Regions from separate parts of the Homo sapiens genome. Here region 1 is linked to region 2. A link is an interaction called in ENCODE POLR2A ChIA-PET data of the cell type or tissue named here. Cell type or tissue: PC-9. All regions are shown on one strand. Each heading gives the region's core, and the rest is flanking DNA. Links, peaks and the distances in the headings are about the cores only. Region 1 has its middle 96 kb from the start of LINC00113. Region 2 has its middle 140 kb from the start of LINC00161.

The links. Peaks named below come from ENCODE experiments on the same cell type or tissue, not always from the same donor. Only the 100,000 strongest peaks of a DNase experiment are listed, where the experiment ranks them.
Region 1: POLR2A ChIA-PET joins it to region 2 with 5 read pairs; 1 of 35 experiments calls an interaction of 5 or more read pairs at or near these places.

What each region holds. Positions count from the first base shown.
Region 1 is chr21:27,810,045-27,826,884 of GRCh38, reverse strand. No RefSeq gene overlaps it. Among named protein-coding and RNA genes, the nearest start is that of LINC00113, 96 kb to the right of the region's middle. In PC-9, for the core only: no CTCF peak of the experiment used is centred there; a DNase peak (open chromatin) is centred at 7,864.
Region 2 is chr21:28,386,362-28,403,201 of GRCh38, reverse strand. No RefSeq gene overlaps it. Among named protein-coding and RNA genes, the nearest start is that of LINC00161, 140 kb to the left of the region's middle. In PC-9, for the core only: no CTCF peak of the experiment used is centred there; a DNase peak (open chromatin) is centred at 9,711; H3K27ac peaks cover 935 bases.

The DNA.
Region 1 (16,840 bases), core at 3,234-11,233, 570 kb after region 2:
TGATGGCTCACGCCTGTAATCCCAGCACTTTGGGAGACCGAGGCGGGCAGATCACGAGGTCAGGAGATCGAGACCATCCTGGCTAACACGGTGAAACCCTGTCTCTACTAAAAATACCAAAAAATTAGCCAGCTGTGGTGGTGGGCACTTGTGGTCCCAGATACTCGGGAGGCTGAGGCAGGAGAATGGCATGAACCTGGGAGGCAGAGCTTGCAGTGAGCCGAGATCGTGCCACTGCACTCTGGCCTGGGCAACAGAGCGAGACTCAGTCTCAAAAAAAAAAAAAAAAAAAAAAGGCCGAGCGCGGTGGCTCACGCCTGTAATCCCAGCACTTTGGGAGGCCGAGGCGGGTGGATCACGAGGTCAGGAGATCGAGACCATCCTGGCTAGAATGGTGAAACCCCATCTCTACTAAAAGTACAAAAAATTAGGTGGGCGTGGTGGCGGGTGCCTGTAGTCCCAGCTACTCGGGAGGCTGAGGCGGAGCTTGCAGTGAGTCAAGATCGCGCCACTGCACTCCAGCCTGGGCGACAGAGCGAGACTCTCTGTCAAAAACAACAACAACAACAAAAAAACATGTCCGTCAGGCAAGTATGAAACCTGAAAATCTGTCAAAATCTGGTTAGTAATCTGGGAGATGCAATGACAGTCAGGAGGTTGGGGCAGAATTTACGTTTCAAGTTTCTCACAATGTAGTCATTATTATAAGAATCACCTGGAGGACTTGTTAACAACACATGCTCTGAGGCTCCCTGATCGGAGATACTGATCAAGTAGCTGGGCTCACGACGGAAGTCTGAAGCCAGTGATTTCAAAAACACTGTGAAAGGTATTGAGGAATAAACACACAAGATGGGATATGCAAGGGCAAGATTAAGAGCATAAGTTCTTTTTCTTTCATTGTAACACAGACTGGAGAAGAGAAAAGCATTAAAATTTTGATAGGAAGTGGGATAACGAAGTATATTTTCAGGTTAAGAGTGAATTGAGTATGTTGATAAAAAGATGTTAAAAATCAGGGGGAAAAGCATTATGCGCAAGAAAAAGAGAAAAAATACGTAGAGTGGGACCATGAAGAAGGGAGAAATGATTACTTACTTTTAGAGATGGTCAGGAGAGAAAAGGTGTTGGCATTTAAAATAGGCAAATTTGTTTAAGGGAACACATGTCAATTGATGTCACTTAAATTGATAAAAGCAATACTTATTTAATATTTATTTTTTAAAACAAAATAAAATACAGTTGAATGGAAAATGAGAAGTTTTCCTTTCAAAACTGAAACTTATTTTTCCACTATGGTTAAAAATTTCATTCATATTCAAAATAATTTTAATGCTCATTTTTTGACAAATAAATATAAATGAAATTAAAGCTCTGCTATTTTTTTTTAAACAAATGACTATTTAATTAAGATATCAGTTAGTCAGGTTAGCAAGCACCAGTCTGGAGATTTTGAACAGAAAGATATTTTGTATAGGGAATTGGTTAGTAAGATGTTAGAAGGGTTGTAAGAACAAAGAGTAGAAAGAATTTGACCCAGTGTTAGAAGCTGCTCCCATCCTCGGATGAAGCCCACAGTCCCTTGTCACTGGACTAAAGGCACTTCCACTTAAACTGTTGAAAGCACCGCCACTGCTGCTGAGCGGGGATCACCCCTGCTTGCCACTGCTGGAACTGCTGATGATGCTGGTACTCACAGTCCCCACCTGCTTCCCTGCTAGAGTTAGAATTTTGTCTCCCTCCCTCCCACTTCCTTTCTTTTCTTTTTTTTTTTCTGAGACAGGGTCGCCCAGGCTGGAGTACAGTGGCGGAATCTTGGCTCACTGCAACCTCAGCCTCCTGGGTTCAAGCAATTCTCATGCCTCAGCTTCTCAAGTAGCTGGGACTACAAACACCCACCACCACACCTGGCTAATTTTTGTATTTTTAGTAGAGACGAGGTTTCACAATGTTGGCCAGGCTGGTCTCGAACCCCTGACCTCAGGTGATCCATCTGCCTCAGCCTCCCAAAGTGCTGGGATTACAGTCCTGAGGCACTGTGCCCGGCCCCTCCCTCCCACTTTTAATATCTTGCAAGTATTTCCCACAAGCCCAACCCAGCTAACTTTCATTTTGCCAGGGAGTCTGGGGGAAATACAATTTTCAATCTTCCAACACGTGTGATACTGAGAAGAGCACAGAAAGGTCAGAATGGTCTCTATACCAACAGACAATATCTGGCACACTCAACTAAATCTTCCTAAAAAGAAAAAGTGAGATGCTGAAAAGCATGTAAGGCTAATTTGAGTAATATAAAAACTGCTATGAGAATGACATGAGAATTAGGCCATTCTTGCATCACTATAAAGAATACCTCAGGGCTGGGCACAGTGGCTAACACCTGTAATCCTAGCATTTTGGGAGGCCGAGGCAGGCAGATCACAAGGTCAGGAGTTCGAGACCAGCCTGGCCAACATATGGTGAAACCCTGTCTCTGCTAAAAATGTACAAAAATTAGCTGGGCATGGTGGCATGTACCTGTAATCCCAGCTACTCGGGAGGCTGAGGTGGGAGAATTACTTGAACCTGGGAGGCCTAGGTTGCAGTGAGCCAAGATCACACCACTGCACTCCAGCCAGAGCAAGACTCCATCTCAGAAAAAAAAAAAAAAAAAAAGAATACCTCAGACAGTGGGTAATTTGTAAAGAAAAGAGGCTTTATTGGCTCTTGGTTCTGCAAGTGTACAAGCATGGCGTTGACATCACTTGGCTTCTGGGGAGGCCTCAGGGAGCGTTTACTCATGGTGGAAAATGAAGTGGGAGTAGGCACATAGCATGGTGAAAGCACAAGTGAGAGAGGGAGAGAGTTCGGAGGGAGCTGCCACACACTTTTAAACGACCAGATTTCGCAAGAACTCAGTCACTATCGCAAGGACAGCATCAATCCATGAGGGATAGGCTCCCATGACCCAAACATCTCCCCCCAGGTCCCACCTTCAACATTGGGGATTACATCTCAACGTGAAATATGGGTGAGAAAATATTTAAGCTATGTCAGCATGTTATGAGAGACTGACTGTATGTTACTTGAATTGTAAGATACAGATGTCTCTTCCTGCCTTGTTTTCATTATCCACAGCTTTTCTCATGGCGATAGACACTGAAAACACAAACATTTTCTAGCTAGCTGTCATCTATCTATCTATCTATCTATGCCTTTATATTACTTAGGCAATATCTTTTTTGAGAAACTTTCAAAGAAGTAGTTTATTTATGAGTCATAGCATACATATGATAACACATTGAGTTGTTCGGAAACTATTGATGGATGGTTTGCTGTGTGTGTTGTGCCAGGTATGAAGGGGGTCTAAACTCATTGATAAAATCAACTAACTTATACTGTAAAGTGATTTGATGCTTGGAACATTTTTAAACGCTTATTTGTAGCATCTCATGACAAACTTACAGGTAACCTATGAGATAGGTGCTTTTGTAGTACCTATCTGTCTGGGGTGTAGACCCCAGACAATTACAAACAAAACAGCAACAAAAGAGGAATCACAGAGGGTTTAAGGAACTTCTCAAGATCACATTTTATGACTGGTACAATGGTCAGGGTAATGAGAATTGTACAGTATCTTAAGAGACATATACTTCATAAAACATTTTAACATAAAGAAAAAGCTTTTATATACCATGAAAATGAAAGAGAATGGGTTGAAGAAGTACTCACTCAAAAATAACTTCTTTTTCTGACAGTACGAATTCCAAGTGTACAGTTATTGTACAAATATCCTGGTCTACATTAAAATACATTTATGAAATGTTTTCTTTAAAATATCTAAAAGATAAAAATGTGTGTGTATGTGTATAACAGAATAAAAGAAATTTTACAGGACAATTTTCTTGGAGAGTTTAATTCAGAAATGATTGGAAATTTGCAGCATGCTTTTAGAAGGATAGTGACATAATGCTGGAATCATTATGGAATTTATTTTTTTTTAATTTCAACATTTATTCTAGATTCAGGGGGTACATGTACAGGTTTGCCACATGGGTAAATTGCATGATGCTGAGTTTGTGGCATGGATTCCACCACCCAGTAGTGAGCATCATACCCAATAGAGAGTTTTCAAACCACACCCCACTTCCTCCCCCGCCAGTAGTCTCCAGTGCCTATTGTTGCCATCTTTATGTCCATGTGTACTCAATGCTTCACTCCCACTTAAAGTGAAAGCATACGGTACTTGTTTTTCTAATCCCATATTAAGTCACCTAGGATAGAGGTCTCCAGCTGCATCCATGTTGCTGTAAATGATGATTCCTTTCTTTCATATAATGACCTAGTACTCCATGCTGTATATGCACCACATTGTCCTTATCCAATACACCATTGATGCGCACCTAAGTTGATTCCATATCTTTGCTATTGTGAATAGTGCTTTGATGAGCATGTCAATGCAAGTGTCTTTTTGGTAGAATGATCTACTTTTCTTTGGTATATACTGAGTAATGACATTGCTGAGTCAAATGGATGTTTTAAGTTCTTTAAGAAATCTCCAAACTGCTTTCCACAGTGGCTGAATTAGCTTACATTTCCACCAACAATGTATAAATGTTCATTTTTCTCTACAACCTAACTAGCATTTGTCATATTTTAGTTTTTAATAATAACTATTCTGACTGGTTGACATGGCATCTCATTGTGGTTTTGATTTGCATTTCCCTGATGAATAGAGATGTGGGGCATTTTTTCATATGTTAGTGGCCACTTGTATGTCATCTTTTGAGAAGTGTCTATTCATATCCTTTGCCTATTGTTTAATAAAGTTATTTGTTTTTTGCTTGTTTTTTTTTTAGTTGCTTGTAGATTCTGGATATTAGACATTTGCAGGTGCATAGTTTTGAATATTTTCTCCAATTCTGTGGGTTCCTATTTACTCTATTTATACTTTCCTTTGCTGTGCAGAAGTGCTTTAGTTTAATTAGGTCCCACTTGTCTGCATTTGTTTTTATTGCAATTACTTTTGAAGACATGACCAGAAATTCTTTGCCAAGGCCAATGCCAAGAAGGGTATTTCCTACTTTTTTTTTAGGAATTTTATAATTTGAGGTCTTACATTTAAATCTTTAATCCATCTTGAGTTAGTATTTGTACATGGTGAAAGGTTATGGTTCATTCTTCTGCATATAGCTAGCCAGCTATCCCAGCACCATTTATTGAATAGGAAGTATTTTTCCCATCACTTGTTTTGTTGACTTTGACAAAGATCAAATAGTTGTAGGTGTGTGGCTTTATTTCTGAGTTCTCTATTCTCTTGTATGGGTCTATATGTCTGTTTTTTTGTGTGTTAGTACCATACTGTTTTGGTTCTCGTAGACTTATAGTTCAGTTTGAAGTCAGGTAGTGTGATAGCGCTGGCTTTGTTCTTTTGCCTGGGATTTCTTTGGCTATTTGCTTTTTGTTGTTGTTACCGTTCCATATGAATTTTAGAATTATTTTTTAATTCTCTTAAAAGTCACATTGGTAGTTTGATAGAAGTAGTGTTGAATCTGTAGATTGTTTGGGGTAGTATGGTCATTTTAATAATATTGATTCTTCCAATCCATGACCATGAAATATTTTGCATTTATTGTGTCATCTATGGTTTCTTTCATCAGTATTTTATAATTCTGTTTGTAGAGACCTTTTACCTCCTTTGTTAGCTGTATTCTTAGATATTTCATTTGTTTGTGGCTATTGTAAATGAGATTGTGTTCTGGATTTCACTCAGCTTAAACAATATTGGTATAGAGAAATACTATGAATTTTTTGCGTTGATTTTGTGTTCTGAAATTTTACTGAAGTCATTTTTCAGTTCTAGGAATGTTCTGACAGCAACTTTAGGTTTTTCTAGCTATAGAATCATATAGTCAGTGGAAAGAGGTACTTTTACTTCTTCCTTGTTTATTATTTCCGTGTCTTTTATTTCTTTCTATTGCCTGATTGCTCTTCCTAGGACTTTTTTACAATGTTGAATAGGAGTGGTGAGAGTGGGCATCCTTCTCTTCTTTCAGTTCTCCAGGGGAATGCTTCCTATTTACCCGTCATGATAAAAACTCTCAACAATCTAGGCATTGAAGAAACATACCTCAAAATAATAGGTGTCATCTATGACAAATCCATAGCCAACATTATGGAATTTCTAAGTTTAGAAAAAATTCTATGTATACTTTAAAGTATGTTGAAGCCTTGACATCATGTGGCATAGAGAATAGCCACAGAGCAGCAAATGATACCACTCTCTTCTTCAGATAACATGTTATTCTCCATAAGTTTCTTCCTGTTGACCTTTTGATGCAAACCAGGCTTCCCATAGCTGTCTTAGGCAGCAACTAGTTGGCTGATTTAATACTTCCTGACAGTTCATGTAAACAACAGGTCCAGTTGTCTCAGACAAATTAACCAAATAAGATTCAACAGTAATATTTTTAATTAAGTTATGGTGTTGAGGCAATCAGACCCTTACAATCTTTAAAGTGTCTTTTTTTGTTCAATTTTAAAACTATGAGGCCGGGTGCAGTGGCTCACTCCTGTAATCCCAGCACTTTGGGAGGCCGAGGTGGGCGGATCACGAGGTCAGGAGATCGCGACCATCCTGGCTAACACGGTGAAACCCCGTCTCTACCAAAAAATAGAAAAAATTAGCCGGGCGTGGTGGCGGGTGCCTGTAGTCCCAGCTACTCGGGAGGATGAGGCAGGAGAATGGCGTGAACCCGGGAGGCGGAGCTTGCAGTGAGCGAAGATAGTGCCACTGGGTGACAGAGCAAGACTCTCGTCTCAAAAATAAGTAAGTAAATAAATAAATAAATAAATAAATAAATAAATAAATAAAACTATGATTCCTCAAAATAACATACACACCAATTGATGGGAGCACATTTTGTGGGTGTTTTTTCTTTTTGAGGTCAACAACAACAACAGAAAATCAAAACCAGAAACAGCTTTTTAAATGTATGAGCCCTGTGGTGTCAAAGAATTTTGGTTAAGGCTTGGGATAAATGGAGGAACTTAGAGTAACTGGTGGAAGATAACAAATTAAAGCAAAGGAGAGCGAGATAAATTTGGGCTTTTGGAAAAGAAGAATGTGAATGTGGGGTGGGGAGATGTGGGCATGCTGGTGTTGGGCTAGGCATGTGTACAAGAAAATATTCAAGTGTATATATTTGTATGAGGATTGAAAACAATGAGTAGACTTCCTAGTGAGGAAGAGAGAGAGAGAAATTTCTCCTGAAATTTTGATATAATAACTGGTGTTTTGTTTTATTTCTACTGTTCCAAAACTTGTGTTACATCTTATGTATAATACCTAAGAATGAATCATTAACTTGGAGAGTTTCTAATCTTAGCGAAAGAACCTCTTCTATTTCAGGAGAATAAGGTGGGGTTTGAACAAGTTTGACCAGTATAAGGGCCAAAGAGAATCGGTATTAATATCTGTACTGTTTTATATATTTCTCTGGGGGAAGCTTCACATCTGTTTTCCTATTTTATCCTCACAATAACTTTGTAGAGTAGAAAAGACAAATATTACACTCTTCATTTTATAGACGGGAATCTGGGGTCCAGTAAGGTCAAATGACTTGGCTAAAGACAAACAGCCAAGATTAGAACCCAGGGCTTCTGGCATTTCATCTAGAACTCTCTAATGGATCCCGATGCCTCCCATTTAGGCTTCGAAAAGCAGCTTGAGCTTAAGTGTAAGTCAAGTTTTTTTTTCCTTTGGACAAGTTCTTTTCATTTTCTTGAATTTCATGAAGTAGGGAATTCAAGAGGGCTAACACCTTAGCGTATGTACAATGGATTTTTCCTATTAGGTAACTCTGCCCTTTGCTTCACCCACTGCACAGCTGGGCTAAGTAATTCTAAAGGAATGTTGTCATGCCAAGGACTCAAGGAAAACTAGGTTTCGTAAAAGTCAATTTATTAAAACAAATCCAGGATTTTTCACTGGTTACACTGTTTAAGAGTCCCTTGGTTAAACATTAAGGTGTTCTTACCACAGAAATAAATAATAATTTTATGTGTTTGGATATATAGCCCAAAAGTAAAAAAGAATATGCTTTCTGAAAATGTGACTGTTTACAAAGCCCTAGAATATGTGCTTTCAAAAAGCTTAGAAACCAAACTCATAAAAATACAAACAACGGTGCTTTGACAAATAAAAGCATTAGACTGCAGGAGAGTGGGTTGTTTTGACTATTAAATAATAGTGTCATATTTTTTTCTTTTAAATCAACTTAGTTGATTTGTTTTGGAAGTTCTGTAGGACAACTTATGGAGATGAATTTATTCCAGGTATTCATTTTAAAAAGAAAGAGAGAGAGAGATTCATCAAGCAAAGGTTAAGGGCTAGTGTTGTTTTTCTCTGGCCTAGAACTTGGCTTGTTTTGCTACACATGAGATGAAGCTCATGTGATTTTTTTTTTCTTCCCTGCAATCTAATCTGTCAGTATACAGAGAATTCATAGTAGCCAGTTCTAAAGCATCTGTTACTCCCAACAGTCTGTCAAATAGAATCCACTTGAAATAACACTGGCGTTTATATTTCACTCATGGCAGGTTAACATTGACAAGTGAATTCGAGGACTAGATTTTCTTCGATGTTGCACTAAATTTACAATGCTGAGAGAAATGAAACCTGTAAGAGGACAGAATGATGGGCTACTCTAATAAGAGACAGGAAAATAACATGGGTACCTTTAATTGTTCAAGAACAGGTGGTAATGTGTAACAATTTCTAAAAATATAATGTGATTCTAGGACTGAATTTTCTACTAGGTAATATTATGAGCTTTAGTATTTGTAAAGCTGGGTCAGCAAAAAAGCGGTAGCCAGGATGCTCAAAGACTTTGAGATTCTAGACTTTTAGAATAGAGTTTAAAGAAAACAAGATCTCAACAAACTGGGAAACATTGTTGGTCTATGTGTTTGTTTTGTCTCGCTTGTCACATATTATTATATTCATTGGGTAAAAGAAAGAGAACATGAATTGAGCCACCAAAATTTTGCCTTCTTTTTTTTATTATTTTTATTTATTTTTTAATTTAATTTTTTTTTTTTTTTTTGAGACGGAGTCTTGCTCTGTCGCCCAGGCCGGAGTGCAGTGGCGTGATCTCAGCTCACTGCAAGCTCCCCCTCCTGGATTCACACCATTCTCCTGTCTCAGCCTCCTGAGTAGCTGGGATTACGGGTGCCTGCCACCACGCCCAGCTAATTGCCTTCTGGTTTTTAAGTAAGTAATGATTAAATGGTGGATTTTGTATTTCTATACAATAAAGTATGTTTGGAGGCACGACAGATGCCCCTTGGTGGTAATATGCTACTATAGAAAAACATAGTCTTCTCAATAGATACAAAACACATTTCTATTAAAAAAGTACAGGAAAATAATTCCCAGCTGTATGATTTCTCAACTCAGAAATCATAACTGGGAGTGTGTTTCTAGGAAAGCTCCATGTTTCCCTGACAAAGAGAGTCTTAGCTGGGGATTTTCAAATTGTTGTGTTTGTCAAGGCATCCTAGCAACTTTGCCATAACACTACCCAACTTCTCTCACAATATAAGGCCAGTTTCTTCACTGAGGGCTTATCTCCAGTTTCCTGGCATTTACTTATACTGTTGAAAGGACCTGTATATGACATACTAAGACTGGAGGTTTTATGGTGGCCTGGGTAATAAGCACCCTGTTGAAACCACGGCATGGAGATCAGGGAAATGCTGACAGCAAACATTTGTATAGCACATTGTCCATGCCAGGTTCTGTTCTAATTGCTTTACATATATAACTCCCTGAATCTCTCACAGTGACCTCAGTTATAGAGGACAGAACTGAGACACAGAGGAGTTGGGAAGCTAATTAGTAAATGGCAGAATTGATGTTTCCTCCCAGGCAGTGTAGTTCCAGAATCTACACTCTCATCTCCTAAGGTCTGCAGCCTCCCTGGCAAGGGTGGGAAGCAATTCCACTGTGTATCCTGGACGCCATGACCTCTAAGTTGCATCCCCTTCACCCTGTCTTCCACCTGGAACTTTCAATATCAAATCTGCCCTTTTAGCTACTCATATTCCTTATTATTCTATCTCATGGAGGAGTTTTCATTATTCAAGTGTTCCATTCTGAAGAAATCGAAAGCATGAGAGAAAACTACTGCCTCATTAAAGTAGAAACAGAGGCTGCGGGGGAAAGGGATTCTGATTAAATGACTTCACCCCGAATGAGAAACGTTACAGGCAAGTTTGTATTTGTAGTTTCAAAAGGAGTAAGAGTTACTAAATCAAGCTTTAGTTGATGGGATTTCAGGCAAGCTACAAAAGGTTTAAAATATATAGGTATATTAGATGAATTTATATTTATTGGCCATTTTTAGGGAAAAAGGATCAGTCTTATTTGGTTCAACAAAATAGTGCAGGATCAAGGAGGAGCTTCTTGATGTCCTATAAAACCCAGTACATCCAAGAAAATTCTCCTGATGATAAAACCAGTGGTTAAAATCACTCTAAGCACGTCTGGGTATATATCTTCTAAGTCCTCAGAATGCAGTTGTGGGAGCTGCCATCTTGTAGCACACATCACAAGGGAGAGTAGAGTAATAAATGTTTCAAGGGACAGTAGAGTAATAAATGCTTCGAAGTGGCTACCTTGGGAAGTGGCTTTAATGAGCACTGCTTAAAAAGCTGGGCCCTTGTTCTGATCAGAAAGATTCTTCTTCAAACCTAGAATACTCAACTATGATTATCTGTTTACTAAATGATTTACCATCATGGAATAATAATTAAATGACATTTATGTTGTCTGAAAGAGATAGATACATGTATATTTTTACAAGGGTGTTGATTCCCTTTAAAGAACTATTATCTTTTCTAATCCTACTTACCTCCCAGAGATGCTGTCTCTTCAAACAATCATAATACCTAATAAAGACAGTATGAGGCCGACTGAAAAAAAAAAAAAAGAAGGAAAGACACTTCTGCAAGAGGCTGCTAGCAATACAATCTGCTGTTTGCTCAGCTATCTCACTTGATCTGTGGGAAATGCTTCTAGTCATGTTGGGATGAAATGATAAACCCGTAGTGGAGAGTATAGAAAGATGTTTGTAAATTCGCTAACAGGAGAGTATTTCATACATAATGTCTTTGAAAATCTACCATGTTTTAACTTGGTAAGGTTTAGATTGTTAAATATAAATGACTATGTATTTTCATGTGTGAGCTCATGTATACGTGTGTGTGCCTGTATATGTGTGTTTGTTTGTATATGTATACACATACACATGCACACATATACACTCAGATATGTATACACACATATGCACATAGAGTCATCCTTGATGTCCATGGGGGATTGGTTCCAGGACCTGCTGTAGATATGAACATCTGCAGATGTTCAAGTTCCTTATATAACTAACCTGGACAACATGATGATACTCTGTCTCTTCAAAAAATTTAAAAAATTAGCCTGGCGTGGTAGCACACACCTGAGGTCCCAGCTACTCTGGAGGCTGAAACATGAGGATCCCTTTAGCCCAGGAGGTTGAGGCTGCAGTGAGCTGTGATGGGGCCACTGCTCTTCAGCCTGGGAAACAGAAGAAAACGTGTCTTTATATATATAATACATTCTATATTTCTTATAATATCTAATTCAGGGCCTACACATCACTTCATTGTGTGGTTTTCTTGTTTTTTGAAAATTTGTGGAATTTTTTTTTTTAGTTTTGATCCACAGTTGGTTGAATCTAAGGATGCAGAACCCACAGATATGGAGGGCAGACTATATATATATATATATCTCACAAAAAAATGTTGTACTTGAAATAACCCTAAAACAGACATAAACATCAATGTATCCAGATGTTCCCCCTAATCTAGATTGTTCTATAGTGTGTGCAATGATAATCCAGCCTTCTAAGGATACATCGATGGTTTTGAAACCCTACTGAATCACTGAGGGAAAAAATAAATGGCATTCCATGATATATAAATGTTCATTGTATTTTGAACAATGGTACCCAGGATTTTGAGCAAATTAAATTTTCATCTACTCATCACACCCACAGAAATTTCCTGAATCTGCCTTGATTGAAAGGGTTTTGGTCTTGCCGTTTTCCAAAGGTAGTTATGTTGCATCTGAGTATTGGATGCATGGTCCCCTGATGTCCTGATGTCCTGCTCTGGCCTCAAGAAGACTTTCCTCCCCTGTCTTGGGGAATATTTTTGACTTTGCCTATAGTCCGCAGTGAGGAATACATCAACCACTAAGAATAAACATTTAATCCTGTAATAAACTGACATCACCCAGCTGTGTAAGCAAAATTTATAGGCACAGAGTCAAGTAAATTATCATGAGTTGTATTTTATATGTATATGCATATATGGAAATATATGCATATGTGTATATGTATATGCATATACATATGTGTGTGTGTATGTGTGTGTGTATATATGTGTGTGTGTGTATGTGTGTGTGTGTGTGTGTGTGTATATGTGTGTGTGTGTGTGTGTGTGTATATGTGTGTGTATATATATGCTCCAGTCAGGCAATCCCTCTATTTGTCATGGTTTCTTTTAACATCTGATAGATGATTTCTCATGAAAAACATTTTCAACGTTATTCAGGTATTATTGTTATCTGCTGAGATAACGTTGAGGTCCATACACATATTAAAAAAAAAGTCGGTTTATTCTTTTTTCCAAGTAAAGAAAGATGTCATTTCGCACATGTCATTTATTCAGGCTTATTCAGAGTGGGGGAAGTGTTCTGTTTGCCTTAGAAAAAAAGTAAGGAAAAATCTATGACTCTGGCTTTTTTTTTTTTTCCCCCTCAACACTGCTTTCTCAACCAAAATGAGCATGTGGTAAAGTGCTTGTGGCACAGACACTGGCCTATTCTTCTCGTGGAAAAAGGCGCTGCTGTTTTACAGTGGCCTGGAGGCTGGGCGTGGTTCCCTGCCGGGGGCTGCGTTCTAATGGCTTCTCCAAGCAAGACGCAGGATCTGCAGAGCCGCGTGGACTGACTCTGGTCACCATTTGTTTTTCTCCAACCTAGAGCTGAGGACTTTTGCTCTTTCCAGCCTTCCTCTCTTTTTCCTTTTCCCCTCTCTCTTTTCCTCATAACCAGAGGCTTTGCACAAAATTTCTTTGAGATTTCCCCTTGCAGTCAGAAAGCACAGTTGTCTTATATTTTTATTCAGTTAACATAATGGAGATGAGCCAGGTTTTTATATTTAAACTCACAGATTTTTAGGCTACATACAGGATCCTCATTCATCTGCTGTTGCTGTATTATTTATTGTTAATATTAGCCATATGATTTAGTGTGAAAAGTGTTTACAGCAGTGTTAGGCTCTGAAACAAATCTTGGCTCTCCTACTTAAGGAACTTGTAAACTTTTCTGTGCCACTATTCCTAGATCTGCAAAATGCAAGAGTGAGATAAATGTAAGATTATGTGGGAGAGTCACCAGCTTATACTCAGCTCTCAACACTTTTTTTTTGTTGTCTGTGTTATTACGAAAGTAATTATAAAATATATGTGATACAAGTGAAGATATCTTGTGTTTCTTCTAAAATATTAATACATAAAATATTTACTCCATCTAAATGCACTTTATTTCACTATAGTAAAATACTGAATAAGGATGTATTTTGGCACTAGAGAAATCAAGCTTATTTTAAATCAGATAAAATTTAGAGGTAAACGATCATATAAATAATTTCCTAAAATGAAAGAAAAAAAGACAAGATTTGGGGAGGACCCTAATGCCAAGCACTTTATAGCTATAATTTGCAAATAGATTCTTAAGTTTAGAAATTTATTTTAAAATCTCAGAAAGTAAGAATTTATTTCACAGGGCTAAATTCTTGCTATTCAAAGCTTGGCCCCAGACTAGCAGTATGGGAATCACCTGGGAGCTTGTTAGACTCTCAGGCTCAAAGCAGGACCCACATATCCGAATCTGGATTCATATTTAACCATATGCACAATATTACACCTGTAGATTGACATCCTATCTACCATTACTTGAATATACCAAACAATAAGTAAAGCTCTGTCTTGAGGCAACTAGAACCACTAGTGATGATCTAATTGCTGAAAATATCATTCATGTCTGTAAGATAATGTTTCTTGTCTAAAGGATAAAAATACCTGCTCTTCTGTAAATTTTTCTAATTTAGTTATGTTGTCCTCTGACTTCTCAACAAACGGCCACATTACCTTTCAGAAAGCTGCCAGTAAGGAATAAAGAAATCATATCTTTAATTAGTTATTTTTGTTTTATACAAGGGATGGGCATGGTACTGCCTGGGGGCCATGTATGACTAGCTGCCTCATTTTATAAATAACATTGTATAGAAACACCACATGCCCTTTGGTTTACACATTGCCTCTGACTGGTTTCCTGTTATGTGGAAGAGTTGAGTAGTTGCAACACAAACAACTATGACCCACAAAACCTAAAGTATTTGCTCTCTGTCCCTTTACATTAAAAAAAAAAAGGGGGGGTATGGTTTGGCTGTGTCCCCACCCAAGTCTCATCTTGAATTGTAGCTCCCGTAGTTCCTATGTGTCGTGGGAAGGATCCGGTGGAAGGTAGTTGAATCATGGGGGCAGGTCTTTCCTGCACTGTTCTCGTGATGGTGAATGGGTCACAGGAAAATGGATAGGTTTAAAAACAGGAGTTTCTCTGCACAAGCTCTCTTTTTGCCTGCCTCCATCCACGTAAGATGTGACTTTGCTCCTCCTTCGCCTTCCGCCATGATTGTGAGGCCTTTTCAACCATGTGGAACTGTGAGTCAATTAAACCTTTTTCCTCTATAAATTACCCAGTCTCAGGTATGTCCTTATTAGTAGCAGGAGAACAAACTAACACAAAAAGTTTACTGAATCCTGGTCGACACTAAGCATTGTTTCTTCTACAACAAATCTTTGTGAAACCTCATGTGTGTCTCAGGCCCTGTGCTAGAGAGCCTGGGATTTCAGAAATGGAAAGAGACTACCTTCAAGAAGATCATCCTGAGCATATTCTTCTTTTTATACTCCTACTTGTAAATATCATCTTAAAATATGTAATGCCTAGAGTTAATCTTCAAATGAGATTCAATGAATAGAGAATATCAATGTCTTTATTAACACAGAATGTTGTACACAAATACCCATTATCATATGCATTTGCTACTTTTAGTAAAATCTAGTATCATTTTTGTATCTTTAGCTAGCACCCAAATTTCTGGTAAGCAAAAAATTCCAATTAAGAAATGTATGTGTGTGTGTGTGTGCATGCATTCATGCATGCGTGCATGTTTGTGAATCTATTTCTGTCAGCTCCTTTTTATCCTTCTTTGCAGAACTAGTTATTTTTTAACTAAGTACAAAGTAGTTAAATAGAAATAACCGGTGGAATAACAGAAGCCTATATGTGGAATGAGGGTTAATATACTCCTTGGTATTTGGACTTTGGGGGAAAATACTGCCTAAGAAATCAGTTTCCTGGCATATATAGAGATTGATGATAGCAACTCCTTTGCAAGATTTTGGAAATGAGCAGTTGAGATGACACCCACATACCAAGAACATTTGCCTGGCCCAACATGACCTCAATAAATAGAAGCTACCTTAATGTGTTCAGGCAATTTTTGTCTACTCTGTGATAATGGTGAATCTTGAATGCTAATTCTGTTAGTACTGTATGCCAAACTACATGAGTTTGTCTTCGAAATATTCATTCACTTTAGTTATAAATGTTTACTAAGGAAAGGCCCAAGGACAGAACGCTGTCAAGCATATTGACTCTAGCTTTGCTCTGGGCCAGTGATTTTTTTTTTTTTTTAAGACAGAGTCTCGCTCTGTTGCCCAGGCTGAAGTGCAGCAGTGCAATCTCGGCTCACTGCAAGCTCCGCCTCCTGGGTTCATGCCATTCTCCTGCCTCAGCCTCCAGAGTAGCTGGGAATACAGGCACCCACCACCACGCCTGGCTAATTTTTTGTATTTTTAGTAGAGACGGGGTTTCACCATGTTAGCCAAGATGGTCTCGATCTCCTGACCTCGTAATCTGCCCGCCTCGGCCTCCCAAAGTGCTGGGATCACAGGCGTGAGCCACCGCGCCCGGCCGTGATATTTTTTTTTAACCTTTTATGTAATTGTGGATTCACATGCAGTTGTAAGAAATCATACAGAGAGATCTCTAGACCAGTGACTCTGTTTCAAACAATGGTCATATCCTATGTTGAGTACAATATTACAATCAAGAAACTGACAGTCATAGATCTTATTCAGATATCACTGGGTTTGCATGCATTCATTTGTGTGTGTGTGTGTGTGTGTGTGTGTGTGTGTGTGTGTTTAGCCTTATGTGCTTTAATCACATTTGTAGATCCGTGTGATTACTCCCACAATAAAGATATGGGACCCTTTTAACCTGTACTGACTTTTATGTAGTCACATTCACATCCCTACCACCCCAACCTTCTAACTTCTAACAACCACTAATCTGTCTTCCATTTCTATCATTTTGTTATTTCAACACTGTTACAGAAATGGAATTACACCCTATGTAACTTTTTAAAGCTAACTTTTCAGTCAGTGTAGTTGCTTGAGATCCGTCTAAGATGTTAGGTGAATCAATAGTTCAGCTCTTTTTATTGCTGAGTTAGGCTCCTTATTTTAAAACATTTTTTCTCTTATTTAGAAACTCCATGTCTCAGTGGCACCCCTCTGGCTGATGCTGGATAGAGGTTATGAGCCCACCTGAATTGTCTCCTCCTGCCCTTGTTCAGGAGCATGGGGAGATAGCCCAGGAGAAAAACAACTGCTGCAGCCTAATTAG
Region 2 (16,840 bases), core at 5,915-13,914:
TAAGTGAAGATATTTCACACATGCATTGTCTCACATACTTATTTTGTTGTGGTGAGAATACTTAAAATCTACTCTCAGGAATTTTTACGTATACGATGTACTGTTATTAACTGTAATCCCTATGATGTACAATAGATTTCTTGAACTTATTTATCCCATCTAACTGAAATTCCATGTGCTTTGACCAACACTTTCCCAGCTCCTCTAGCCCCCAGCCTCTGGCAACCACTTTACTCTCTGTTTCTGTGAATTCTACTTTTTAAATATTCCACATAAGTGAGATACTGTGGTCTTTCTCTATCTGAGCTTGGCTTATTAGTTTTTTGTAATTGGTTAGAGACAATCCTAACCTTTAGAAAAAGTTGCTGGCATTGGAAATGAGTTGGCATTTTCCTTTATAAACGTAAAATGACTCATGATATTCTGTATCATGCTCATATAAATATTTTACACTCTGAGGGTGAGGTTTATCTAAAAACAGGAGCTGTTTCTTCATCTGTAACTGGCTGTAACTTGGCAAAATAATCTAAATAATTAGTTCACTCACCATCTATGCTGTCTTAATAAGCAACTAAAATTTTTAATCTTTTTTAAAAATATTAATTTGGCAACCTATGGTTGTGATTTATTTTTATTTTTAACTTTTATTTATTTTTATTTTTTATTTTTTTTTGGACGGAGTCTCGCTCTGTAGCCCAGGCTGGAGTGCGGTAGCACGATCTCGGCTCACTGCAAGCTCCGCCTCCCGGGCTGACGCCATTCTCCTGCCTCAGCCGCCCCAGTAGCTGGGACTACAGGCGCCCGCCACCGCCATGCCCGGCTAATTTTTTGTATTTTTTAGTAGAGACGGGGTTTCACCGTGTTAGCCAGGGTGGTCTGGATCTCCTGACCTCATGATCCGCCCACCTCGGCCTCCCAAAGTGCTGGGATTACAGGCGTGAGCCACCGCGCCTGGCCGTGATTTTTATCTAGAAAAAAAAATGAGGCTCTTTCGGTGTCAGCCTTGACACTTTGCTTGACCTCTTTGTGCTATTCTCACTGTCTCAGAGGCCGTGGGCCCTCAGATGCTGTGGTTACGTCAAGCTCACTCTGCTCTGCAGCTGAGCTATTTTACATTAAGAAGCAGATGGTGTGGAAGCCTGGCACAGGCCTTTCGGTCCAAACGGCACTCTTTGATTCAGAACCTGCAGAAAAGGTGGGGTGAGTTTTGGGGATTAAGAAGGAAACTATACTTCGTATTTCCAACAGTTATTCTGAGTTACATAGGTGCTGTGATAAAAAGTAATGAAATGTAACTTAAGATATTTAAAATATTACAGTGTAGATGCAGGTAAAATAGTTTAACCAAGTAGAAGTAAAAATATTGTTTAGCTTTTGTAAGAAATTTATGCAATAATAACATGGTGGGCTTTTTTGTGAATTGTATTATAAACTGTGAGTAAGAGGTTGCCAGTATGTTCTATTGTGCGAATAGCTAGGAGCCCAAGAGGAGAGTCTCAGCCTGCCCAGAAATGCTAGGAATATTTTCTAATGTGGAAATATGTGGAGGATTGGTACAGAATAAGAAGAAGAATAGCTAGGCCTCCTCTCACTAACGTTGTGGGTAAAGTTGCTGCTCCTTTGTGGGACTCAAGAGGAAAATGCGAAGGCTGAGGGGTTCCTCATTTTAGGGAACAGCAACTCCCTTCTTTGCCCCTCTCCCCTCCCAGTAAAATCAGGTCCAAATGGTCATCCTGGCTCTTTTAATCTGACCAGTGACTGCTCTGCTTAGGAGAATGAGCTAACAAAGGGTCAAATATGGCATGAGTAGGTGTGTCTTTGCTTCTTTAGGTTAAGAGAGAAACAAGAGGAAGAAGCCCATGGTCTTTATCTTTGGTCGTGGCCATTTTATGTGCCACAGGTATGTTTAGAGGGCTGAGTGGAATAGCCTCAAGGATCTCAGATTAATTATTCCCTGTTGAACAACAGAAGTTAAAATACTTTAGTTTATTTAGTAGCTACAAGAAAAGTATGGAGATGAAGCAACTCAGTGGAGGGCTCCAGAAAATTTTGCTCATAAGTGGGTCAGATAAGGTTAAATTTCTATTTTGAAGACATATATTGTATAATTTATTGGTTTATAGGGATTAAGTTCATGGTATTTATCAGGTTTTAAGATGACTTATCCTCTTTATCTATATAGCTACCTATCACCAATCTATCACCCACCTATCTCAATAAACAAACAGCTATACAATCAGGCTTTTACTGTAAAATCTGAGTGGAGTTTGTTTAGATTTTCTCTTATCTCTTGGTTACACAAACAAGAATTACTAAGGCATTTAGAGAAGTATACCTCTCTCCAGAATATTCCAAATATAATTTTTTTAATTTAAAAATTTGAAAGTTATTTTGGGTTCTCTTTTTTTTAAATACAGCCAAATTGAAATATATGGTATGCTATTTATTATGTAATTTTTAATCCATTTGAAATATTTCAGATAAATATCTTACATTTAATGTTAGTTTTAAATACTTTTCTTTTAATGTTAGTTTTACTTTCTTCTGAATTTAGAAAATTATGCAGTTTTCCCCTTCTTAGCACAATCATACATTCAAATATGAATATTTACTTGTTTAATAGATTGGTGAAATGTAACCTACATGTTACAAAAATTCACTTGTACATTCTATGAAATAAATGAGGTCAAGAAATATTTGTGTAACAATGGTGAAATGAATGATGTAATGGTCAACTTGCAACCCAGCCTTTGCCTCTTTTATTTATATTACCTAATTCTGGAGAAATAATTTTGGAGAATTTTATTAAAAGTCATATTAACCACAAAGGTATTAAGCGAAACATGTCTGTCCTCAGACCACAGCACTGTTGAAAGATTTTTGGCTTTGTGGAGGACCCCACAGAAACCTGAATTGCCTGAGATTATTTTATTTGAATGCTGTGCTTCAGAGTTTTTAGTTTTCTGGTGCTTAAACTTTTGCTGCAAAGGGAGAAATAAATCATTGTACAGATAATATTTGGTAGCCCATCACATATATATCTTTTTAGCATATTCTAAAGCAAATTTTAAATATAATAGGATTCTGTATTAGTCTGTTCTCACACTGCTAATAAAGACATACCTGACACTGGGTAGTTTATAAAGGAAAGTTGTTTAATTGTCTCACAGTTCCACATGTCTAGGGAGGCCTCACAATCAAGGCAAATGAGGAGCAAAGTCACCTCTTACATGGCAGCAGGCAAGAGAGCTTGTGTAGGGGATCTCTCATTTATAAAACTATCAGATCTCCTGAGACTGATTCAATATCATGAGAACAGCATGGGAAAGACCCAACCCCATGATTCAATTACCTCCCACAGGGTCCCTCCCATGACACATGGGAATTCTGGGAGCTACAATTCAAGATGAGATTTGGGTGGGGACAGAGTCAAACCATATCAGATTCTAAGACATTGTAGTAGTCTATTTTCATGCTGCTGATAAAGACATACCCAAGACTGGGAAGATAAAAGGTTTAATGGACTTAAAGTTCCATGTGTTGGGGACACGTCACAGTCATGGTGGAAGGTGAAAGGCACATCTCATGTGGTGGCAGACAAGAGAAGAGAGCTTGTGCAGGGAAACTCCCCTTTATATAATCATCAGATCTCATAAGTCTTATTCACTATCCTGAGAACAGCATGGGAGAGACCTGCCCCCATGATTCAATTATCTCCCACCTGGTCCCTCCCACAACATGTGGGAATTCAAGATGAGATTTGGGTGGGGACATAGCCAAACCATATCAGATATCATCTCATTATTGTAGATGGGATGATTTATTGTCCACTCCAACAAGTATGTGTGTCATCCAGTGGTAGTTTGTCTGAACCAAGTAGGAAACTTAATATTGGAGTAAAATTTTAGTTTTCTCTTTATTATATAGAAGTCAAATTCTGAGTAAGAAACAGAAGGGCTCTGAACAAACAAGGGCATTTTTTAAAAGCTTAAAGTTTTTAACTCCCATAATCACAGATGAGTTCTTATAAAAAGAAATAATATATTTTTAAAGAGATTAGAGAACTACTGTGAATAAAAAAGATTTTTAAATGATATTACCAATATAACAAGATAATTTTCACAAAATGAAAAATAATGCAAACTCTGATCTCAAGCCATTTATGCACAATGTCAGTAAGAAAAGAACAATACTTAACAACTTGAATTTGATAAAATCTAATTATAAATTTTCTCAAAAAATTATGGTCTTAGTTTTGTGTTCGATCTAAGCATGATCCCATATGCATGAAATATGATGTTCTTTTATGACAGTTTTGTAAGAAGGTTTCTGAAACTTCTATGTTTAATACTTAGTTTTTTTCTGGTGGAAAAGGAAAGAGATGAAGTAAATGAACTCTATCATGGGATAGGACTATAGCTATATACTTTTCAAATAGATTTTCAAATCTTGAGTTTATTTATTTCTTAGGTTTTATAACTTTGATTAACTGTATTTAGAAACTATATGTCAAGTACTTCATAGTCTGTAATTTGCAAAGCCTCCTGGAGTTGAGAGATGGTTTCTATTCATGCCTCTAACTCATGGCCCAGTTTTTAAGGCAAAAAAAAAATTAGAGTGAGCAAGATAGATCATGTTCCATCTTTAGCAGATGGAAGAGGGGACTATGAAATAGCAATAGACACATGCTGTGGTGATGAGATTCAACCCTGCTTTCTTGGCTCTTGTGTAGTGAGCAACAGTCAGGAATGTCAGAGGACACAGATTACCTGTGAAGCTCGATAACAGGAAGCTTCATCTTGTACTATTCTCATAGCTGCAATAGTCCCATAACCAGAGTATTTCCATAGCCCAGAGGACTATCAGCAAACAGAAGAGCTTAGAGTTTATTAAACTGGTGTACTTCTCAAAAAAGATGGCTTCTTCCCTAAATGTCTAAATTTTTTTTTACATTTTAATTTTAGTATATATCTCATGTACCTATGCACTATTTATCCTCAGCCATTTGTTAAGAAAATCTAATTTTCAGCGGCTTATTTATTTTTTTTCCTGCTTTCAGAAAATGGGATGACATTGGCTGAGTCTCTTAGAGGTACTCCTGAAACTCAGGTATATGCCTATGCCTGTCTTTCATGGCTTTGGATAGTCTCACTTGGTAATGGTCTATAGACTGTGTGATCTTCTCTTTCCTTTCCTTACCCCCATTTTGTCTTTGCATTCTGAAATCTCTTGGCTTCTCTTTGTCTTCAGTTTTGTTTTTTCATTTTAACCCATCATCCGTCCTGCACCTAGTTCTTTGCTTTTGGCTTCTGTCTTCTGGCTATACACTTTTTATGCTCTTCCCACACTAACTACAATTTCATAGAAATCCATCACCTATACACTATGGTATTAGGTCAGATATCCTTCACCAAGTTGTCAGAAATGAAGATTCCTTGAATTTCCTTCATACTCCCCCAGCTCACCTTTGCTAATTGTGCTATTCAAATGACCTGCATACCTTAGCTAAATAAACTGGTCTTTTATATGCCAGTCTTTCAGACAATTAACCTGCATCCATTGTAAATGACAGGGATTTCCCCCCGCTTTTTAGTTGTCAAAGCAGGACAATCTAGCACCTTGAATTTTTTGCCTCCATAAAAAATTTCAAAAATAGACGTGGCTGTTTATCTTGTGAATAAGACTTTCAAATTTAGAAAAAAACAATAACTAGGTAGTACAGGAATCTATACTTTTAGTTCCTGTTGCTTTTGCCCTTCTATTAATTTATTTATTTGAAAAAAAAACTGAGAGGAAAAATTTGCCCTTGCTTCAAATCCCCAGGTAAATCTTGTTTGTTCAACAACTGTTGCTGTTACTGGAATAGTGATTATTCTCATTGCTTTAAGAAAGATCCCTTAGATCAAAGCTTGGCTTGGTGACAGCATGTTTTCTACTAATCAAATGAGGTCAAAGGGTAGACAGTATTTACAATGATTTCATGGATTAGGACTGTGACAGAATGAAATCTGATAAGGTTAGGAAAAACAGAGTGGATAGAGCAAATGTGGTGCATCTGAGAAACCTGAAAATTATCCATTAAATAGTCTTATTTAGACACTCACTTCAGCCTGGTTGGCTGCTAGGCATATTGCTGTGGAAGTCAAAATAACCAGCTCCTCTCCTGAGGATGGCAAAGAATGTCACAACTTTTAATAAAATAAGAGATAGAATGTCAAGCGATCATGAACAGAAAACAAGATAATCTAAAAAAAATCATATGTACTGGTTAGGAAAATACAATAATTATTAGAAATGGGCTTGTGCCTTTTTTTTATGCTATAATAATGCTGTCTAATTAACATCCACAAGACCATAATGCTTGTCATCCTAAGTGTCGGGTTCCAGCCCAAGCTGGGGACCGAGGGCAGTGGGTGGACAAGTGGCAGGGAGCTGGAAAAACACTTGAGGAATCACAGACGGTTTTGACACGGTTCTTACTCTATCTCAGCACAAGCGAGCCTGGGCATGAGCCATGGGTGCAAGCCACAAGCCTGGGCACAAGCCTGGGCATGGGCCTGGGCATGAGCTGCAAGCCATATGTAAAGCATTAGCAGGGTAATTATACCTTTTACAGACAATAGTGGCTTTGAGACAAGCACAAGCTCATGTGAGTGATCACCTAATGTGCCTCACACAGTGTTGGTTACATAATGTGTGAAGTTGTGCACTTACACTCCAAACCTACTGATTCATGCTGCGCTGGGAGGCTTCCTCAACCTACTGCAAAATAACATGCAGCCATTTCCCTTACACTCCACCCCATAGGCTGAAAGCATCCTCTGTGCAGGGACATGTGCCCAAAGGGCAGATCCCTGAATCCTTAACCCACAACAACAATAACAGGCTAACTTTCCATCCCTGGATAACAATGCACCTACCAAGGGCTTCTGCTCTGGCTGATAATACCACACCTTCCACCTCCCCATGGTTGCTTTGGGTCCTGTGTCTGTGCCACAGTCACAGGGGAGCTCATAATAGGCAACACAGATATTACATATGCCCCCCAGAGGAGGGTTCATCCCCTGGCTGTTTCCCTATGAACAGTCAACCATGGGGGGCATGCACTGAACAGCCAAGGAGTGACAGGCAATTCATACTGTAGGCACTTCTCCCAGGGAGCTATGATGGCCAACCACAGGCAGTTGGGGGGTTGGAGGGTCCATGGCCACAGCCAATTTTTCTGTTCTTCTGACTTCAGGGGCATCAGGACAGGCAACAATAGGTTACTGTTCATCCCTATACCTGGTCAGAGAAGGTCATTCTTCCTCCTATAGATCTTGCCACATGGCTTGGCCTACGTGGGCCGGTGAACAAATAGCTAATTTTGTAACTTCCAGGTAGTTAACCACAAGGTTAAGCCTCGATAAACTTCCCAGCTATTAGTGCACATTTCTATAGGTGTCACCTCCTTGGTGATCACCATCCATACTGCTTTAAGTTCAGCCCATTGGCTACTTTGCCCACACCCGGTTTCAAACCATATGGTGTCAGTACTAGGTTGGATTGCAACAGTGGTCCAGGCAGCAGTACCACCTCAGCTAAACCCATTTGTGTACCATGCCCCATTGGGAATGGAGGGATGTCCTTCTTTAAATGGTAAAGGCTCAAATTCTAGGGGTGCCTCAGGCCCCATGGCCTTATCTTGCATAGGACTGCAGCTCCCAAGACTTCTAAGGGACTTGTGCTCAGTGTACTCTGCTGCTCCAAGTAGGCACTCCACTTTGCCAAAGTGGATGTCTCCCCCATCCCAGTCCAGGGGGTCATTATCCATGAATGCACTCATCCTGCTATTGGGTAAGTTGTCTGCATGAAGATTGTAACCAATCCTGCCAAGCTCTCATGAACCTGAAGGGCAGCACATGCAGTTACTAACTGCTGCTCTATCAAGGAATACCAGAGCTCAGCTCCCTTTCATAGTTGGGATCAAAAGCCTACTGGTGTTCTCAAGCACTCCGTGTGCTGCCACAGGCCCCAGCTGAAACCATCTGTGGTCACATGCACATCCAGCTCGAATGGGAGCCCCTGCTCAACTATCCACAGGGCTTATTCCTGCTGAATAGCCCACTTGGCTGCCAGGAAGGTGGTCTCAGCTGCACCATTGCAATCTCAGGCAAGAGGAGCACTGCCGATTCTAAATCTGCAAGAGAATTAGAGGTTAGCTTGATAGCATTAAAAAGACCATGGATAATATCATTAACAAGACCATGACATATGGTGGGGCTATGCACATAGCCCTGCAGTAACACTGTGAAAGTCCATTGTCACCTTCCCATGAAGGCAAATTGTTCCTGACTCTGTAAAAAAAAATGCATTAGTCAAGTCCACCCCATAGTGGTACTGTCCCAATTCTGTTGTCAAGTAGTCCATCAAATATGTGATAGATGAGACAGCTGTCAAGCTGTGTAAAGTGTCCACCCCCAGAATGTATACAGGTATGGGAGAGACATACACAGTGCATAACCAGGGGCCAGGTGGCTGATGCCAAGGTGCAGAGATACAGATTTCACTTTCATTGACCATAGACATTTCATAGCTGTCTATGCAGCCTTGCCTGGAAACTTATCTGGGTGCAGGGACCAGTGGCTTGTCAATTTCACATGTGGCTTCTGGTTGCCCAGTGTCCCCTCAAGCTGGGCACCTCGGCCAGTTCCCTCATAAACAGAAAAGGCTTTACATCCCTGCCTTGCTTCAGTACATAGTCTTTGAGCTGGAACACCCCAGGTGGGACCAGATCACGCAGCAATGTCCTTCTCCCCTTCTTCCTCTTGGGCATTTTCTGGAATTGCTGTTCCAGAGGCAACTGTCTCCACAAAGTTAAGAGTACTTCATTGGGCTGCTTATCAATTTTCTGTTTCTCAACCCTGGCCAAAATCAAATCTATCCACATCTTTGAGTGTGTTACTGGTTGGGGTCCCCTATTTTCCCATGGGCATCTTCCCCTTCTTTACTGCACAGACCCCTCGGTCCCACCAATGGCCTCCAGGCCTGCATTCACAGCAGCCTCTAATTCCTTTTTCAAGCTCTGTAGCCAGGCTTCCAGGGGGTGCCTGGAGGTCCCCATTCATGGCAGCTTCTAATTCTTTTTCTGAACTGTGTAGCCAGGCCTCCAGGTGCCTCGCCTATGTCTGCAAAGCCCTTACGTCTGTGGCATCCCTCAGGGACTGGGTGTGTACTCCAAGCGCAGTCAAAAATGCCCATCCAATTCTGCCAGCAAAGGCTCCTTCCTTCTCAGTGCTCTGTGCTTCCAGCAACTTCAGGGCCTTCTCCATGCTCACAAGGGACCCACCTACCACCGCCCAGTCTCCACCAGAGCCCATCCTCACAGCACAGCTGCAGTCTGGTACCACAACCCATGTTGTGGCCACAGAGCCAACCAAGAATCAGCGGGGACCAAAGGCTCACCCACCTTGGGATCCTGTTCGTGATGCCAGTTTTCATGCCAAGTGTCAGGTTCCAGCCCAAACTGAGGACTGAGGGGAGTGGATAGACCAATGGCAGGTAGCTGGAAAAATACTCGAAGAATTGTACACAGTTTTGACATGGCTTTTACTCTCTCTCTGGGCGTGAGTGAGCCTGGGTGTCAGCCGCAGGTGCAAACCGCAAGCTGTATGTACAGCCTTAAGTAGAGTAATTACACCTTTACAGACAATAGTGGCTGTGAGCCAAGTACGAGCTCAGATGAGTGATCACCTAATGCACCTCACGTGGCATGGTTATATAACAAGCAGAGTTGTGCGCCTGCATTCCAAACCCTGCTAAGTCATGCTGCACCAGGCAGCCACCTCAGACTACTACTGAGTAAAGCACAGCCATTTCCTTCACAGTGGTATGTAACAATGAAAATTTATTTTTGTTTGTGAACTTAGGACTGGGTTGGTGGTTCTGCTGATCTGGGCCAACCTCAGCTGATCTTGGTTAAGCTCACTCTTGCATCTGTGGTCAGTTGGTGGGTCAGCCGGGAACTGGTTGAAGTTGTCTTCAGCCGAGATCATTGGTCTCTGTTCCATGTGGTCTCTCATCTTCCAGAAAGCTATCTAGGGTTTGTTCTCCTAGCAAAGGTGACATTCTGAGACAGTGAAAATGTGCAAAGGGCTTTTTGAGGCCTACCTTCAGAAGTGGTTAGCTGCCACCTTCACCAGATGCTATTGGTACAAAGGTACAAAGCCAGCTCTATATTAAAGACTTGGAGGACAGGCTTCATGTCTTGGTGGAAAGAGCTGCAAAGTCACATGGCAAAGGGAGGCCATTAATTGGGGCCAAAAAAGCCATCTGCAGCAGTACTTATGCCATAATCAGCTGCAAAGTAAAAGTCACTGAAGAAAAATATACCCCTAAAGCCAAATAGGACCAAAGTAAATTAGAAAATAGAGCAAAACATATATCACTAGAAAGTAAGGCAGAGGGACTCTGACCTCAGTGAGTCTTCTGGAGCTCAGAGTCTCTCCACTAGAGCTGGTTCCTTTATTACATTGCTTAACCATCGCACACAAGCTCACAGTTTCTGCTAAGCCAGGAGTTATTTATCAGTCACAGCTGGGTTAAGTGTGGTCCTTCCTGATGCTGGTTGAGAATTGGTGATAACACTGACCTCACACTGCCAGGCATTCTAGTTCTGAGTAAAACTGAGGAATTAACCTGAAGGATTTTTCCACACACAATAAAAACACTAGAATGGAACAAAATAGTGGCCCAAATTATTAGGAATATGTTCTTTGAAGCACAAGAAATAGGCTGTCCATGTTTCTTTATATTATTGCATCTCAGAAGAAGAAAGGCAGGCTATTTTTTAAAATTTAAAAAAGTAAATACATGAAACATTGGAATAATTTATGCTGGGATGATGAGGCATCTGTGGACATGAGAGAACAGTGGGTTTATTCCAGAAAGGCAAACAAAAGGCATGTGATACAAATATGTAAAGGAAGGTTTGAGAAAAGACAAACACTCATTTCCTCTTAAGGGAAGAAGTAAAAGAGAGGCTTAATTTGAAATAAGGAAAATGATGAGTAATGGAAAACGCTGTAATTAAAACCAATTGAACAATGAAATCCGTAGCTAAAGGTAATTTGCAATTCTTGCCAAAGAGAATTAAGGACTGGGCTCAAACTATCTACAGAGATTAGTAGAGAGAGCACAATTTGTATATTAGGTTGTTAACAATAATCTCATTTAACTGGCTTAGTGACTTTTAACTTTCAGGTTTTGGGGTACATGTGCAGGTTTGTTATATAGGTAAACTTGTGTCATGGAGGTTTGTTGTACAGATCATTTCATCACCCAGATGCTAAGCCTAGTACCCAATATTTATTTTTTTCTGCTCCTCTGCTTCCTCCCATCCTCCACTCTCAAGTAGGGCTGAGTATCCATTGTGTCTGTCTTTGTGTCTGTGAGTTCTCATCATTTAGCTTCTACTTCTAAGTGAGAACATGCAGTGTATTAGTCTGTTTTCACACTGCTGATAAAGACATACTTGAGACTGGGAAATTTACAAAAGAAAGAGGTATAATTGGACTTACAGTTCTACATGGCTGGGGAGGCCTCATAGTCATGGCAGAAGGCAAGGAAGAGCAAGTCATGTCTTACGTGGGTGGCAGCAGGCAAAAGGAGAGCTTGTGCAGGGAGACTCCCACTTTTAAAACCATCAGATCTTGTGAGACCCATTCACTATCATGAGAAAAGCATGGGAAATATCCACTCCCATGACTCAGTCATCTCCCACTGGGTCCCTCCTACAACATGTGGGAATTATGGGAGCTACAAGATGAGATTTGGGTGAGGACACGAAGCCAAACCATATCATGAGGTACTCTGTTTTCTGTTTCTGCATTAGTTTACCAAGGATAATGGTCTCCAGCTCCATCCATGATCCTGTAAAAGGCATGATTTCATTCTTTTTGATGTCTGCAGAGTACTCCATAGTGTATATATACCACTTTTTCTTTATCTGTTGACTTTTGTGTATTTATATTGTAGCCATTCTTATTGTTTTTTAACCTTATCTTAGTAGAGATACTTTCTTGTTCATCAAAATACCTTCATGGCTGACTTAATTCTTTGCACAGTTCCTTGCTTCTAGATTTCTAGAACAACCAGCTAGTAATATTCTAAGGTCTGCTTTTAAATTTTTCTCTAGGAGGCTTTTATAAAACTGAAATGAAAGCCTGAGTATTGGAGAGAACATTTTGATGCCACAGACCTATTATTTATGGACATTCAGGCAGGAGTTAGATTCCTGGATCAGAATTCCAGCTTTCCTGACAAGGTTTCTGTATTTGTGAAATGGCAATGAAAATAAACGTATTTACTTATACAAATTAGATACTGTAGCAGAAGCGAGAGAGAAAAAAAACACCTCAACTGCTTAAAAATAAGAACAGTAACTATCATCCGTAATAGGAAGTCCTAAGTCAAGGATGCCCCAGTCTCATGATGTCGGAAAGGTTCTAGATTCTGTCCACTGTTCTGTCATCTACAGGGTCATTTCCTGTTAGATATCACACCCAGCAGAGACAATGTTTAAATGATGAAGATTTTTTTTTTCTGTGTGTGTTTTTTTAAACATGTTGTAGGCTGAGTCATGTCACCTCCAAATTCATCAGTTCTAACCCCATGTACCTCAGAATGTGACCTAATTTGGGGATACTGGTAATTACAGTTAAATAAGGTCACTGGGGTAGGTTCTCATTCAATATGACCAGTGTCCTTCAAAGAAGAGGACAGATAGACAAAGAGAAAAGACCAAGGAGAAAGAACTTAGAAGAAATCAACATTGCCAACATCTTGATCTTGGACTTCTAGCCTCCAGAACTAAGAGAAAATAAATTTCTGCCGTTTAAGCCACCCAGTCTGTGGTAGTTTGTAATGGCACCTCTAACAAACTAATACAATGTGTGAAGAAACTTCATTCTAGAAACCCCCTCAGTAGCTTTCTTCAAGTATCATTGGCCACAATTGTGTTCCATGTCTATTCCTGATCCACTCACCAGCAAAGGGGTTGGGATTATCATCACTGACTTAATGAAGACCCAGCTTTTTGTAAGATACCAGACACCAGAAAATAAGAAATGTTTTTTTTTTGGAAAGGAAGAGATGTTATGGCAAGGAAGAATCAGCATTCAGAGAAGTCTGTTATGCTATCTTGTAAGTCATCATGAGGATTAAACCAGACAATGTGTGAAACACTTAGTATGGTGCATGGCACACTCAATTTACTATTATTATTAAGCTTCATTTAGCTGGAGTTTACAGGATTCATGCCTAGCAATTCTTTAGAGGAAAATGTTTGTTATTTCAGTAACACTTCTTATATGTTCTTTTAGGAACATGTATTATACAACATTGCTTGTACTTCCAGCAGTGTTATAGTATAATTCCAACATAGTTCTAATAATAAATAATAATTGGATTAGCAGCTTTATGATCTCATTTGAAGAATGTATTACATAATAGCTGATAATTTATTTATATCCAAGCCTAGACCCTTTATTATGAAATGACCTTTTGAGGCCAGGCGTGGTGGCTCATGCCTGTAATCCCAGCACTTTGGGAGGCTGATGCAGGTGGATCACTTGAGGTTTGGAGTTCAAGACTGGCCTGGCCAACATGGTGAAATCCATCTCTACTAATAATACAAAAAAATCAACCAGGCATGGTTGTATGTGCCTGTAATCCCAGCTACTCAGGAAGCTGAGGCACAAGAATCGCTTGAACTGGGGAGGAGGAGGTTGCAGTGAGCTGAGATCGCCCCACTGCACTGCAGCCTGGGCAACAGAATGAAACTGTCTCAAAAAAGAAAAAAATAAAAAAAATGATTTTTGGAATTGAAATGCGAACTCTCTAGTGGGTTTAATGATGGTCTCCAAAAAGCTTTGTTTATATTTCAATGCTTGGAACCTGTAAATGTTGCCTTTTTTTGGAAAAGGAGTCTTTGCAGATGCAGTTAAGGATCTTGAGATGAGGAGAACCTCTTGACTTATCTCAGTTTGTCCTAAACCCAATAACAAGTGGCCTCCCAAGTAGCCCATTGAGGAGTAGAGAGGCACACAAGAAAGGCAATTTGAAGATGGAGCAAAGAGGTTGTGGCCACAAGCCAAGGAATCAAGAAGCTGGGGAAGACAAGGGAGCATCCTTCCGTAGAGTCTCCAGAGGGAATGCAGCCCTGCTGATGCCTTGATTTTGACTTCTGGCCTCCAGAGCTGTGACTGAATACATTTCTGTCATTTTAAACCACCAAGTTTATAGTAATTTGTCACAGCAGCCTTAGGGAATGAGTGCAAACCACATGCCTGTTGACCTCAATTATTTCAATCGATTATTTGGCACATATAATTCCTGAATTATTTATTATGATTTTTTAAAAACAGCCTTCTGTGTGGAATTTATTTAGGAGTAAGCAAAAGAGGAAGCCAAGTTGAGATACCGTATGAGTAGAAATCTGAGTGTCTAATTTGCCAAAACTTTTTCATCTCCTCCAAGGCTGCCCACCCAGAGAATGAGGATTTATTTTAAATGCCAAAGATTTCACAGATGAACACATACTAGTTATTTACTTTTTATATCTGTGACTAGGAAAATACATTTTCACCTCAAGACACTTTGCAAGCATTATTAACTTCCGTTTGTTAACTTTGAGCTTCCAAGGGCCTATATTTCATTGAACCACTTGCAATTACCCATAGCTACTCAACTCCATTTCTCCATTTCTGAGAGGACAGGAAAGGAGAGGAGAAGCATGGGAGAAGCGAGGCAAGGTGAGAAAAGGGAGAAAAGGAGAAGAGAGGAGAGGAGATTGAGCTGCTCTTTAAAAAACAGCTATAGCATTATGCCCTTAAAGATAATTTATTCTATTAATCTCTATCTTTTCTTTCACATAAGTTTTATATCACATATAACAACAAAAAATGAAATTCAGTAAATAATTGGGTGATTCTTATATGTGGCTTCCTGTACCTGTACCTATGTACCTAACCAAGTATGAATAATTCTGACATTATCACAACAAAGCTTGATATTTGGGGGAAAAAAGTCCCTGCACTTTTAAATCAGATCAGGTACATACTGGCAAGATGGCAGACTGAGTACTGTGACTACTAAGACATAACCATCTGTTTTTAGAGATTCACACACACACACACACACACACACACACACACAAAACCTAGGTAAAAGAACTGACATTTCTAGAATGTTGAATTGTATACCAAATCCTTTGTATTTTTAGTTTTGACTTTATATCGTTGACTTTTGTCCTTTGTCAGTTTAAATTTATTCTAATGTGGGAAATAAGAGTCTTCTGTGATTGAAATCTGGCTTGCCTTTGGCTGTTTCTTGGTATTCATGCCCATGTTCTACAGGCTATGAGCAAACTGGGTCTATAATCAAGTGCCAACTTTAACCTAAAAAGAATAATAATAAAGATCTCCTAAGAGTGTAGGGATAGTTTGTAATGATTAGCTCGAGGGTCCAAAACACTTAGAATGTAGCAACCTCAGGAAATTCCTGCCATTACATGGACGTTCACTTTTCTCTAAAGAAAACAAAGAAAACAAAAAATAATTAATCCCTCTCAGGCATTAAACCAAAGATAATTCACATATTAAAAGCTTTATTTCATTACTTTCATTTGGTTTTGTTAAGGAGTAGTATATTCTGGCCCGTAGTATTACTTTGGTATTTATTCTAGTTTCTAAAGGAGGAGATGGTTCTGAGGATGCAGATGTCTAAGCAGTTAACATCACAACCTTCTTCAGTTGCCAAGGAAATAGGAAAACTTAAACTCTTCTGCAAAACTAATTTGCCAGCTGTGTGTTTCTATTTTGATTGTAACCACTTACTTTCAGTTATTGCTTTTGTCTTCACTGTGCCCACATTTCTATTTTGTTTGTTTTCAGATGTTTTATTGTTTGTCATTGATACATCTGGCTATTATAGTTCTACTGCTGTACTGTTTGTTCTTCCTGTAATTTTTAAATATATTTTTAATTGCTATGGGTACATAATAGTTGTACATATTTATGGAGTACAAGTGATGTTTTGATACAGACATACAATGTGTAGTGATCAGAACAGGGTAACTTGAGTATCCATCACCTTAAGTATTTATCATTTCTTGGAGCTAAAAAATAAATTGGACTCATGGAGATAGAGAACAGAATAAAGGTTACCACAGCCTGGGAATGGTAGCTGGGAAAGGGTGATAAAGTGAAGATGGTTAATGGGTACAAAACTACAGGTTTGTATTAATAGAATGAATAACATCTAGTATTTGGTAGCAGAATAGGGTGAGTATGATTAACAATAATTTATTGTACACCTACATCTTTTTCTGATTCAGTTTATACCCCTTGGTCTTGAATGGGATTGTAATAAGAAAGGTTTGGAAAGTACCATCTCTAATAATTTTACTTGAGTTAATTGTTTACTTGCAATAATCAAGCTTGGGAGAAAATGTGTAAGAAAATTTTGTTATGACTTTGATTTTAGTTTACAGAAGACAGGCAATTTTTCCCCAATACATTTGTGTCTATACGGTTGAGTGCTGTGTGAAATCTTATGGTGAAGTAGATGACATTTTTAAAGCTCCTTTTCAATATTCAATTTGCCTCCTCAATTCCCTAGTGGAAGTAAGATCTTTATATGGCTTAATGGGTGACCTTATTTATTAAATTAGCAAACACCGATGGCCCATCTCTGATGTATACTTATGCTATGGAAACTGCTGTGGAAAATGCAAAGAAACATGAAGGTAGTACCCTGTTGGGTGATAAGAAATGTATACTCACATAAAATGTAACTCAAG